Regions from separate parts of the Homo sapiens genome. Here region 2 is linked to region 1. Evidence: read pairs that join two places in POLR2A ChIA-PET (ENCODE). Cell type or tissue: GM12878. All regions are shown on one strand. Each heading gives the region's core, and the rest is flanking DNA. Links, peaks and the distances in the headings are about the cores only. Region 1 has its middle 14 kb from the start of TMSB10. Region 2 overlaps KCMF1 (potassium channel modulatory factor 1).

Region 1 (6,524 bases), core at 1,426-5,425:
CGCGGAGGCAAGGCCGAGGATAAGGAGTGGATGCCTGTCACCAAGCTGGGCCGCTTGGTCAAGGACATGAAGATCAAGTCCCTGGAGGAGATCTATCTCTTCTCCCTGCCCATTAAGGAATCTGAGATCATTGATTTCTTCCTGGGGGACTCTCTCAAGGATGAGGTTTTGAAGATTATGCCGGTGCAGAAGCAGACCCGTGCCGGCCAGCGCACCAGGTTCAAGGCGTTTGTTGCTATCGGAGACTACAATGGCCATGTCGGTCTGGGTGTTAAGTGCTCCAAGGAGGTGGCCACAGCCATCCGTGGGGCCATCATCCTGGCCAAGCTCTCCATTGTCCCCGTGCGCAGAGGCTACTGGGGGAACAAGATCGGCAAGCCCCACACCGTCCCTTGCAAGGTGACAGGCCGCTGCGGCTCTGTGCTGGTGCGCCTCATCCCTGCACCCAGGGGCACTGGCATCGTCTCCGCACCTGTGCCCAAGAAGCTGCTCATGATGGCTGGTATCGATGACTGCTACACCTCAGCCCGGGGCTGCACTGCCACCCTGGGCAACTTCGCCAAGGCCACCTTTGATGCCATCTCTAAGACCTACAGCTACCTGACCCCCGACCTCTGGAAGGAGACTGTATTTACCAAGTCTCCCTATCAGGAATTCACTGACCACCTCGTCAAGACCCACACCAGAGTCTCGGTGCAGCGGACCCAGGCTTCAGATGTGGCTACAACATAGGGTTTTTATACAAGAAAAATAAAGTGAATTAAGCCTGAAAAAAAAATTTTTTAAATAAGAATCCGAATATTTCATCATTCACAGAAAATAGATTTTTAAAAAAGAAAGAGTGGACTGGACACAGTGGCTCATGCCTGTAATCCCAGCACCTCGGGAGGCTGAGGCAGGTGGATCACTTGAGTCCAGGAGTTGGAGACCAGCATGGGCAACATAGTGAGACACCCCCCGCCCACTGGCATCTCTACAAAAAATAGACAAAAATTAGCTGGCCATCTTGACACATGCCCATAGTTCTAGCTGCTTGGAAGACTGAGGTAGAACGATCACTTGAACCTGGGAGGTGGTAGCTGCAGTGAGCCATGATCGCGTCACTCTACTTAGCCTGGGCAAGTAAGTGAAACCCTGTCTCCAAAGAGAGAGAGAGAGTAATATATAAGTAGTACTCAGTCCAACTCTGTGGAAGATCACGCATGTGGTCTAAACCAACAATGGATTTAACCTATCATGAAATTATTTTATCTTGTGCCCTAATTTTGAAGAAATAAATAAAAGCTAGTAAACTGGGCTATTCAGGAAACATTTACCTTTAGAACGATCCATTAAAGTGAATAGAAAACCAAACCATGGACACAATAATAGTTACCGCTCACACAGTCTAGGCTGAAAGCCATGGTGCATGCAACCCAGCAACATGGCTTGGGGGCTGAGTAAGGAAGCTGAATTTCAGGGATTGTGTAAACAGGCCTTGGAATGTGTTGACATCAATAGTAATAGCTAAAGTGGTTCCTGAGTCCCCAAATTATTCGTTGGTTCTATCAGGGTTTTCCAGAGAAACAGAGCCAATAGGAGATACACACACACACACACACACACACACACACACACACGGAGTGAAAGAGATTTTAAGAAATTGGTGAAGTGCCGTTGTTGTTTTTGTCTGGGGTAAATACTTGGGGTTCCTCGTCTCATGCCAAGGACACGGACACACACAATGAGTGAGTTTAGGAGCCGAGGTTTACTAGGCAAAAGAAAGAGAAAGGAGAACAGCTCTCTATCTTGCGAGAGAGAGGGAATTCCAAATGGGAAATCTGGCCCAGAATGGGAGTGCTCCGCAGGCTTGCAGAGGTGGTGTCTGATTTGCGTAGGGCCCACAGATTGGTTGGACCAGGTGTGACGCTTACGTAGTGCTCAGGAAGGCTGGCCACCCCATCCTAATCTTATTGTGAAAATGGGCTTTCCATTTGGTGGTCACCATGTTGTCTGCTCCTTACTGTACACATGGCTGGCAAAGAGAAGGGAAGGTGGAGCGCCATTTTGAATTTGCCTAGTTCCAGGTAACATTTTCCTATTGTCATAACTGCCAGCATTCACCCACGCAGGCTTCTGGCTTGCTTGTCTATGTCTGCAGCTCAATTTTACAGGCTGCTCTTTGTTAGAAAAGAAAATGATATGGGGGCTGCTTTTCATTAAAAGGAAAACCTTACCGAGGACTTCCTTCCCCTCACTCTCTGCCTAAATAATTTCTTTTTAACTCCTGTATCATTGGGTCAGATGATTGCAGGGGTTAACAAGTCTGAAATCCATAGGACAGGTCATCAAGATGGAAATTCAAGCAGTTCTTCCATATTATAGTCGTAAGATAGAAGTCCTTCTTCTCAGAGAAACTGCAGTTTTTTCTCTGAAGACCTTAAACTGATTGGATGAGGTTCACCCACAAAGACTATCTCCTTTTCTTCAAGTCAACTAATTGAACATGTTAATTACATCTACAAAATGCCTTCACAACAATATCTAGACAGTGTTTGACCAAATAGCTGACACCATAGCCAAGTTCACACATAAAATTAACCATCACACTGTTTGAGGTTTTTTTTTTTTTTTTCCATTTCATCTGCACAGGCACCTGGCTTCTAGCAGACATTTTCTCCTTGGATCTGGGCACCAGTACATCCCATGCCAGGCCTGGCCCACCACAAGGACCACTGAATGCAGAAGCCCAGCTCCCACTCCCACCCAGGGCCACGAAATGACACTAGGGATGGAAACTGATGTAGGATGGTGCAGCAGAAAGCATTAAGGTGACTGGGATCTCAGAGTTGCTATACCAGGCGTGGACTACTCCTTCCAGACATCTTTAATCTTTATCAGGAAGATGAATAAGCTTCTATTATGATATATAAGTCACTGGGTTTTTGTTTGTTTTTGTTTTCTTTTTTTGTTTTGTTTTGTTTTTGTTTTGAGACGGAGTCTCTCTGTCACCCAGATTAGAGTGCAATGGTACCATCTCAGCTCACTGCAACCTCCCCCTCCTGGGTTCAAGCGATTCTCCCACCTCAGATTCCAAAGTAGCTGGGATTACAGGCACCTGCCATCATGCCCAGCTAATTTCTGTATTTTTGTAGAGATGGGGTTTCACCATGTTGGCCAGGCTGGTCTTGAACTCCTGACCTGAGGTGATCCGCCTGCCTCAGCCTCCCAAGGTGCTGGGATTACAAGCGTGAGCCACCACGCCTGGTCGTGTTTTTGTTTCCTGAGACAGAGTCTCACTCTGTCACCCAGGCTGGAGTGCAGTGGTGCCATCTCGACTCACTGCAACCTCCGCCTCCCAGGTTCAAGTAATTCTCCTGCATCAGCCTCCGGAGTAGCTGGGACTACAGGTACTGCGCCACTATGCCCGGCTAATTTTTGTATTTTTAGTAGAGATGGGGTTTCACCATGTTGGCCAGCCTGGTCTCAAACTCCTGACCTCAGGTAATCCATCCGCCTTGGCCTCCCAAAGTGCTGAGATTACAGGCGTGGGCCACCATGCCTGGCCAGACAGTCCAATATTTTTAAATCAGCCATAAATCTATGCACCGAATAATGTCTCTCTCTCTCTCTCTGACACATACACACATACACACATGCGCACGCGTGCACACCCACACATTGTTACCACTTAGAAGAGTGCCAGGCCCAGATGGTTTCACAGACGATTGCTTTCAAAGCTGCAAGAAAGCAATAACTTCAATACCTCAAAATTTGTTTCAGTAGTTAGAAAAGGACATATGCTTCCTGTGATGGTTAATTTTAGCTGTCAACTTGACTTGATTAAGTAATACACTAGTCTCCCCTTATCCATGGAGGGTATGTTCCAAGATCCCCAGTGGATGCCTGAAGCCACACATGTACCGAACCCTGTACACACCTATGATAACGTTTAATTTATAAATTAGGCACAGTAAGAGATTAACAACTAATAATAAAATAGAACAATTAAACAGTTGAACACAAGCACTGTGATGCTGTGACAGTCACTCGTAACTGAGATGGCTGCTAAGAGACTAGCTAACGGGTGAGTAGTGTATACAACGTGGAAACACTGGACAAAGGGATGAGTCACATCCTGGGAGGGACAGAGTGGAATGCCATGAGATTTCATCATGTTACACAGAACGATGAGCCATTTAAAACTTACGGATTGTTTATTTCTGGAATTTTTAATTTAATATTTTCAGACCAAGGTTGACCAGGAGTAACTAAAACTACAGAAAGCAAAACTGAATAAAGTGGGGAGTCGAGAACCTAGAGAGCTGGTAAAGCATTCTTTCTAGGTGTGTCTGTGAGGGTGTTTTCACAGGAGATTGGCATGTGAGTGGGTGGGCTGACTGAGGAAGATCTGCCCTCAGTGTGGGCGGACAACATCCAATTGGCTGTGGGCCCAGATAGAACCAAAAGGCAGAGAAAAGGCAAATTCTTTTTTTCTCTCTCCTGAAGCTGGGCCATCCTTCTTCTTCTGACCTTGGACATCAGAACTGCAGGCTCCCTGGCCTTTGGACTCTGGGTCTTACATTAGCAGCCCCCAGGTTCTTGGCCTTTGGCCTTGGACTGAGAATTACACTATCAGCTGCCCTGGTTCTGAGACTTTAGGACTTGAACTGAGCCCCACTGTGGTATTCCACGGTCTCCAGCTTACAGACAGTCTGTCGTGGGACTTTTCACCTCCCTAATCTCATGAGCCAATTCCCCTAATAAATCCCCTCTCATATATCTATATACAGTCGCCCCTCATATCTATGGGAGATGGGTTCCAGGTTATGTTGCCCAGGCTGGCCTTGAACTCTTGGGCTCAAGCTATCCTCCCATCTCAGCTTCCCAAGTAGCTAGGACTATCATATTCTTTTTTTTTTTTTTTTTTTGAGACGGAGTCTCGCTCTGTCACCCAGGCTGGAGTGCAGTGGTGCGATCTCGGCTCACTGCAAGCTCTGCCTCCCGGGTTCATGCCATTCTCCTGCCTCAGCCTCCTGAGTAGCTGGGACTACAGGCGCCCACCACCACACCCAGCTAATTTTTTTTTTTTTTGTATTTTTAGTAGAGACGGGGTTTCACCATGTTAGCCAGGATGGTCTCGATCTCCTGACCTCGTGATCTGACCGCCTCGGCCTCCCAAAGTGCTGGGATTACAGGCATGCGCCACTGTGCCCGGCCCATATTCTTTTTTTTTTTTTTTTTTTTTGGAGACAGAGTCTTTTTCTGTCGCCCAGGCTGGAGTGTAATGACATGATCTCAGCTCACTGCAATCTCTGCCTCCTAGTTTCAAGCGATTCTCCTGCCTCAGCCTCCCAGGTAGCTGGGATTACAGGTGCCCGCCACCATGCCTGGCTAATTTTTTGTATTTTTAGGAGACACGGGGTTTCACCACGTTGGTCAGGCTGGTCTCAAACTCCTGACCTCAGGTGATCCACCCGCCTCGGCCTCCCAGAGTGCTGGGATTACAGGCATGAGCCACCGTGCGCGGCCAAACTATATTCTTAAACACATTTTGTTCTGGCTTATTGCTGCATATCAAATAACTCCAAGACTTAGCGTCTTAAAACAATCACTATTTTGTTATATATCCTGTAGGACAGGAATTCTTATCTCCCTGCAGATAGCAAAATCCAGAGATGGTCAAATCCCTGCTATAAAATGGCATAGTATTTGCATATAACCTATGCACATCCTCCAGTACACTTTAAATCATCTCGAGATTATTTATAATATCAATGTAAAGGCTATGCAAATAGTTGTTAAACAGTATTGTTTAGGAAATAATGACAAGGAAAACAAAGTCTATACATGTTCAGTATAAAAGCTTTTTTCCCAGATATTTTCAATCCACAATTAATTGAATTCCCTGATGTAGAAACCCTGGATATGAGAAGCCAACTGTATATATACATATCCTATTGGCTCTTTCTCTCTGGAGCACTCTAACATGCCTTCCAAAACATTTACAAAGCAAATATGATCCTGAAAACAAAATCTACTGTGAATATTGTTGCAAACTTCTAAATAAAATACTAGTAAATTTAATCAAAAAAGTATATTACAATAACAAAACATGGCCAAATAAGGTTTATTCCAAGGATGCAATAAAATTTCAATACTAGGAAATCTGTTGTCATAATTCAGCATATTAACTGGTAAAGCAAAATATGCTCATCTTTATTTTTATTTATTTTTTATTTTTGAGATGGAGTTTCGCTCATTGCCCAGGCTGGAGTGGAATGGTGCGATCTCAGCTCACCACAACCTCCACCTCCCGGTTCAAACAATTCTCCTGTCTCAGCCTCCCAAGTAGCTGGGATTACAGGCATGTGCCACCAAGACTGGCTAATTTTGTATTGTTAGTAGAGACAGGGTTTCTCCATGTTGGTCAGGCTGGTCTTGAATGCCCAACCTCAGGTGCTCCACCCGCCTCGGCCTCCCAAAGTGCTGGATTATAGGAGTGAGCCACTGCACCCAGCCAAAATATGCTCATCTTGGTATGA
Region 2 (6,524 bases), core at 1,128-5,127, 58 kb after region 1:
GCGTGAGCCACCACGCCCAGCCTCCGTGTTTCTTTAGTGGTGTAATTTTTGCACTCTCAGTCATCTGTCCACCTCCAAATTCTCTGTAGTTCTCATTTCCTTTCAGTAGTGTGATCCTGAACTGGATATAATAGTCTGGTAAAAGGTTTGAACAAGCCTATCATGTTGTACTTGCTTGGTGCTTCCTTTTCAGGGCCTTATGTGTGCAGGTAATATGTTACTTTGTCTTTGTACCCACCCTAATGAATTACACTAAATCCTATGATTTTATTAATGTAACTTTGGATGACACAGTCCTGAGATGGACACCTGTCAAGCTTGAAGGCTCAACCTTGTGAAGCAGTGCCTCTGAGAAAGGCAATGCAACCAGGAGCATAGAGAGATGCTCTAGTCCCGGGTTCAGCATGCTTCTTCTGTAAAGGGCTAGGTGGCAAACATTGCAGGCTTGGCGGAGCTGTAATAGTACGAAAGCAGCTATAGACAACCTGTAATTGAAAGATCATGGCTCTGTTCCAATTAAAACTTTATTTGTGGACACTGACATTTTAATTTCATATATATATATATATATATATATATATATATATTTTTTTTTTTTTTTTTTTTTTTTTTTTTTTTGAGACACAGTCTTGCTCTGTTGCCCAGGCTAGGGTGCAGTGGCGTGATCTTGGCTCACTGCAACCTGCACCTCCCGGGTTCAAGTGATTCTCCTGCCTCAGCCTCCCGCGTAGCTGGGATTGCAGGCGCCCACCACTGCGCCCGGCTAATTTTTGTATTTCGTTTAGTAGAGATGGGGTTTCACCATGTTGGCCAGGGTGGTCTCAAACTCCTGACCTCGTGATCCGCCGGCCTCGGCCTCCCAAAGTGGTGGGATTACAGGCGTAAGCCACCGCACCTGGCCGAATTTCATATAATTTTCATGTGTCATGAAATATGATTTGTCATTTGACACCCCCACCATTCAAAAATACAAATAACCATTCTTAACTTTCGGGCTATATAAAAGCTGGTGGTGGACCGGCCGTGGTGGCTCACGCTGAGGCAGAGAATTGCTTGAACCCAGGAGGTGGAGGTTGCAGTGAGCTGAGGTCGTGCCACTGCACTCCAGCCTGGGCGACAGAGTGAGAATCCATCTCCAAAAAAAAAAGTGGTGGTTGGATTTGGCCTGAGGGCTGTAGTTTGCCTTACTTTACCTCTGCCCTAGACTGGCGCTTTAGAGAGTTGATAGAGCTTGAACTATCAAGAGTCTAGAAGGGGCCCAGTCAGCTTGGGATTCCGTCATTTTCTTTGGGTGATGGGAAATGAGTTCACAGACTGAACCAGCTCCTCCGTACTTCACTTTTCAGCAGCACCATGAGGAATGGAAATAATTGTTCCTCAGGAGTGGACAACAGGCTCCCCACCCTACAGACCCTTAGTGGAGATGGCAGTACCCTACATTTTTCCTGCTTGCCCGTTAATACTTTTCCAGTGAGAATTGTAGGGCCACTTTTAACTCACTTTGTGGTGTTCTTGTCATGTTAACATTTTATAGACTTTAGCACCCACTTTGTGTTCACCCTGCCAACACTGTCTAGTTCACAGTGAACCCAATCATTTTTTATCTTGATGTATTTTTTAAAATGTCTCACTATCATACTTTCAAATACATTTAAAATGTAAGTATGTTATTCAGAGCTTAAAATCTACTTTTAAAGCTTTCCAAATAAAAAAAAGCAACTTAACAAATTGCTCGCTGCTTATTAGCTAAAATGAAATCATGAATGTTCTTGCATAGATTAGAGCCTAATTGATTACCTGGATCTAGGTACATGTGTCGCCTTAAATCATTCAACCTTTCAGTCACTACTATGTGTAAGGCAGTCTGCTAGGTTCCAAGGAATGTGGGGCTAAGTGAATAAGATGCAGCTCCTTACTTTAAGTCTGGCAAGGAAGATGCATTTTTTACGTAGCTTCCACAGTGCATTGTGAAACATGCCATAAGGAAGGGATAAACACTGATGACAAAGTAATTGCCAACTTTTACTAATTTTGTCAAATTTCAGAGAGGTACTCTACTGTGATTCTAGCACTTTTTTCTTGAGTGCCTTCTTAACTCCTTTTTTTTTTTTTTTTTTTAAAGACAGAGTCTCGCTCTGTCGCCCAGGCTGGAATGCAGTGGCGTGATCTTGTCTCACTACATCCTCCACCTCCTGTGTTCGAGTGATTCTCCTGCCTCAGCCTCCCGAGTAGCTCGGATTATAGGCACCTGCCACTGCTACTGGCTAATTTTTCTATTTTTAGTGGAGACAGGTTTCACCATGTTGGCCAGGCTGGTCTCGAACTCCTGACCGCAAGTGATCCACCCACCTCAGCCTCCTAAAGTGCTGGGATTACCGGTATGAGCCACCACGCCCAGCACCTTCTTAACTCTTTCTGGGCTACTTTTGATTTTGGGTAAAATTGTTTGAGATTTCAAGCCGGTTGCAGTGATGTGCACATGTAGTCCCAGCTAGATGGGAGGCTGAGAGACCCTATTTCTTTAAAAAAAAAAAAACAAAAAAAAACAAATTGAGATTTCAAGTAGAGTCCTTATCTTTATCTGATTTATAATTTCTCTAGCTTTTTGAAGATTTTCACATGTAAAAATGATAGTGGATAAATGAGCAGGTGGTCATATTGTTATGCTAGTTTCAGAAGTATCTGATACTATTTATTTTTAAAATGTAAAATACAAGACTACGTAGGCCATTAATCTACTTAGTCCCAACTTTTTTTGTTTTTATTTTTTTAATTGGCAAAAATTGTATATATTTATCATGTATAACATGATGTTTTGAAATATGTATACATTGTAGAATGGCAGCTCCAACTTTTTGAAAGTTGTACCACTCTTTTCTTAGTAGATTCTAATTTTCTCTCTCTCTCTCCTTTTTTATAATTATTTTTTTTTACTCTCTGTTGCCCAGGCTAGAGTAGAGTACATTGGTGGGATCTTGGCTTACTGCAACCTCCATCTCCCAGGCTCAAGTGATCCTCCCATCTCAGCCTCCCAGAGTGTTGGGATTACAGGTGTGAGCCATTGCTCCTAGCCTTAATTTTCTCTTCTCAAAAAATGTTATCTGCCACTGAAGCACACATATAGACAGAAATAATTTGGTTTTGGGATTTGGGGACTGCAAAGCCAAGATTGGTAATTAGCATGTGATTTTAATGCAGTGCCTTTTGCCTCCCTATAGAAATGTAAGTGGACTCCCACTGATAAGATCCTTACCATCAGGTCTTCTTACAACTTATTGTACTTTAACTGTAATCTGTTAACAGATTATGACATTCTTAAGACTTTTTCAGTTCGTTTTTTGTTTTTGAGACAGGGTCTCTGTCGCCCATGCTGCGCACCAGCATAGCCCGCTGCAGCATTGACCTCGCAGGCTCAAAGAATCCTCCCACTTCAGCCTCCATAGCAGGTCGGACCACAGGTGTGCGCCCCACACCCGACTTTTTTTTTTTTTCTTTTTTGTAGAGACTGGATCTTCCAGTATTGCCTAGGCTGGTCTCAAACTCCTGGGCTCAAGTGATTCTCCCACCTCAGCTCTCGAGTACTGGGATTATAGGTGTGAGCTGCCATGCCCAGCAACTTTTTCAGTTTGAATAAATCGTAAATTACATTTACCTTGACTTTCAATAGAGAATATATAAGAATGTAAATTTATGGGAAAATGAATCACATTTTAATTTCTGGGGTCTTTGATTTCATAATTTCATTTAAAGTTCATTTTGAAGCTCATTTTCCCATATTTTTATATTCATGTTTAAGTTAAAATGTAGTAAAACATAACTACATGTTCTTGTTTCAAATTGGGAACTCAATTTGGAAGAGATTCCTTTTAGTCTGAGATTTTAAGATGTTTTAGCAGCAATCTTTTTTTTTTTTTCTTTCCTCGCTCTTGTTGCCCAGGCTGGGGTGCAATGAGGCGATCTCAACTCACCGCAACCTACGCCTCCCAGGTTCAAGTGATTCTCCTGCCTCAGCCTCTCGAGTAGCTAGGATTACAGGCATGCGCCACCTCACCCAGCTAATTTTGTATTTTTAGTAGATAGAGGGTTTCTCCATGTTAGTCAGGCTGGTCTTGAACTCCCGACCTCAGGTCATCCACCCGCCTCGGCCTCCCAAAGTGCTAGGATTACAGGCATGAGCCACCGTGCCCAGCCTTAGCAGCAGTCTTGTAAGATGGTAACTTTTTCACAGTAGCAGCTTATGAAACTTATGATGTGAAATAACTAAACAGACCCCTTCATATTAAGCTTTGCAACCTTTTTAAAAGAAATCCATGCATCATAACTTATTTTCAAAACATCAACTTTATGATATCTATCATATATATTTGCCTAGGTTTTTTGTCTTTTGGTTTTTGGGTTTTTTTTTTTTTATACTTTAAGTTTTAGGGTACATGTGCACAATGTATTTGGGTTTTTTTTTGAGACAGAGTCTCACTCTGTCATCCAGGCTGGAGTGCAGTGGCATGATCTCGGCTCACTGTGGCCTCTGTCTCCCAGGTTCAATAAATTCTCCTGCCTCAGCTTCCCAAGTAGCTGCATTACAGGCATGTACCACCATGCCTGGCTAATTTTTGTTTGTTTGCTTTTTGAGATGGAGTTTCGCTCCTGTTGCCCAGGCTGGAGTGCAATGGCGCGATCTCAGCTCACCACAACCTCCACTTCCTGGGTTCAAGCGATTCTCCTGCCTCAGCCTCCCGAGTAGCTGGGATTACAGGCATGCGCCACCATGTCTGGCTCATTTTGTGTTTTTATAGAGACAGGGTTTGTCCATGTTGGTCAGGCTGGTCTCGAACTCCTGACCTCAGGTGATCTGCCCACCTCAGCCTCCCAAAGTGCTAGGATACAGGCATGAGCCACCGTGCCTGGCTAATTTTTGTATTTTTAGTAGAGATGGGATTTCACCATATTGGCCAGGCTCGTCTCGAACTCCTGACCTCAAGTGATTCCCCCTTCTGCCTCCCAAAGTGCTGGGATTACAGGTGTGAGCCACCGCGCCTGGCCATGTTTTTTTTGTTTTTAAACTAGAAGCTCCAAAAGTTTTTAGTGAAGGCTAAGCTGTCATTGAATTATCCTAGAAATAATGTTTTTTAAATCACTTTATGAGCTGGGCGCTGTGGCTTATGCCTGTAATCCCATGGGAGACCAAGATGGGTGGATCACTTAAGGTCAGGATTTTGAGACCAGCCTGGCCAACATAGTGAAACCCCATCTGTACTAAAAATACAAAAAAATATCTGGGCGTGATGGCAGGCGCCTGTAATCCCAGCTACTCGGGAGGCTGAGGCAGGAGAATCTCTTGAACCCAGGAGGCGGAGGTTGCAGTGAGCTGAGATCACCCATTGCACTCCAGCCTGAGCAACAAGAGCGAAATTCTGTCTAAAAAAAAAAAAAAAATCACTTTATAAATATAGCTGTGGGGCTACTTTCATGCATATGGACTCAAAGGAAGCGCTCCCTAAACTGCATATTCATAAAAGTTAAAAGTAGAATGCTGTTCCTAATAAAAGTCTTTTTTTATAGAAGATTAATTTTTTAATTAATTTTAGTGTTGTGCTAAGGACCATGATGTTTTTCATTTCCTTAAAATTATAAGGTATTTTTTCAGTCTTTGAAGTTATTCATTAAAATTGAGAAAAGAACCCGTAAGCAGTATACAGATCAGAGCATCTTAAAATTTGGTAATTTTTTTTTTTTTGAGACCGAGTTTCACTATTGTTGCCCAGGCTGGAGTGCAGTGGCGCGATCTCGGCTCACCGCAACCTCTGCCTCCCGGGTTCAAGTGTTTCTCCTGCTTCAGCCTCCCAAGTAGCTGGGATTACAGGCATGCGCCACCACGCCCGGCTAATTTTGTATTTTTTTTTTTTTTGTAGTAGAGATGGTGTTTCTCCATGTTGGTCAGGCTGGTCTTGAACTCCTGACCTCAGGTGATCTGCCCACCTCAGCCTCCCAAGTGCTGGGATTACAGGCATGAGCCACTGCGCCCAGCCAGTTATTTTTATATGTTAGCCATGTCTTGATTTATGTTAAAGATCTGGGATAAGGCAGACAGTTTCCTAAAGGAACATATTACCTAGATTACATGAGAAGGAAGTGAGGAGCCAGGAAAAGATAGGCTGTTCTTGGGTTGGTAAGGACCAGTGGCCAGGTGGGTGTTGGCAGAGGAAAGACAGGCAAGGTGGGTGTGAAGCTTGGAAATGGATCTGTAGCTACAGGATGTTGGAAACAGAAAACCAGCTCTCACGCCTGATGGAATGTCTTGAGAGCTGGGTACCAGGAAGTGAAAACACTGCCCAATGAAATGAACAAGAGATGAATGAATTGCCTTGTTAGGCACCTTCCACCATTCCCTCTCTGCTACATCCCTGATGGCCCTCTTGGTGTTTGTTAACCATGGTAACTGCCTGTAGAATTGTTTTTAGTTGTTGGCTCTCTGAGTTGTAGCAAAGTAGAATTATGAGTTCATCCAATTCATATACACAGTCAAT

What was found. Peaks named below come from ENCODE experiments on the same cell type or tissue, not always from the same donor. Only the 100,000 strongest peaks of a DNase experiment are listed, where the experiment ranks them.
Region 2: POLR2A ChIA-PET joins it to region 1 with 7 read pairs; 24 of 35 experiments call an interaction of 5 or more read pairs at or near these places.

Annotation. Positions count from the first base shown.
Region 1 is chr2:84,915,934-84,922,457 of GRCh38, forward strand. It overlaps the pseudogene RPS2P17. Among named protein-coding and RNA genes, the nearest start is that of TMSB10, 14 kb to the left of the region's middle. RefSeq lists enhancers at 3,393-3,452, 3,432-4,631, 4,403-4,592 and a cis regulatory region at 3,944-4,532. In GM12878, for the core only: no CTCF peak of the experiment used is centred there; DNase peaks (open chromatin) are centred at 3,688 and 4,358; H3K4me3 peaks cover 692 bases; H3K27ac peaks cover 1,641 bases.
Region 2 is chr2:84,974,106-84,980,629 of GRCh38, forward strand. All of the region lies in intron 1 of KCMF1 (potassium channel modulatory factor 1), which reads left to right. Among named protein-coding and RNA genes, the nearest start is that of KCMF1, 6.2 kb to the left of the region's middle. RefSeq lists enhancers at 329-870, 871-1,412. In GM12878, for the core only: no CTCF peak of the experiment used is centred there; no DNase peak of the experiment used is centred there; H3K27ac peaks cover 241 bases.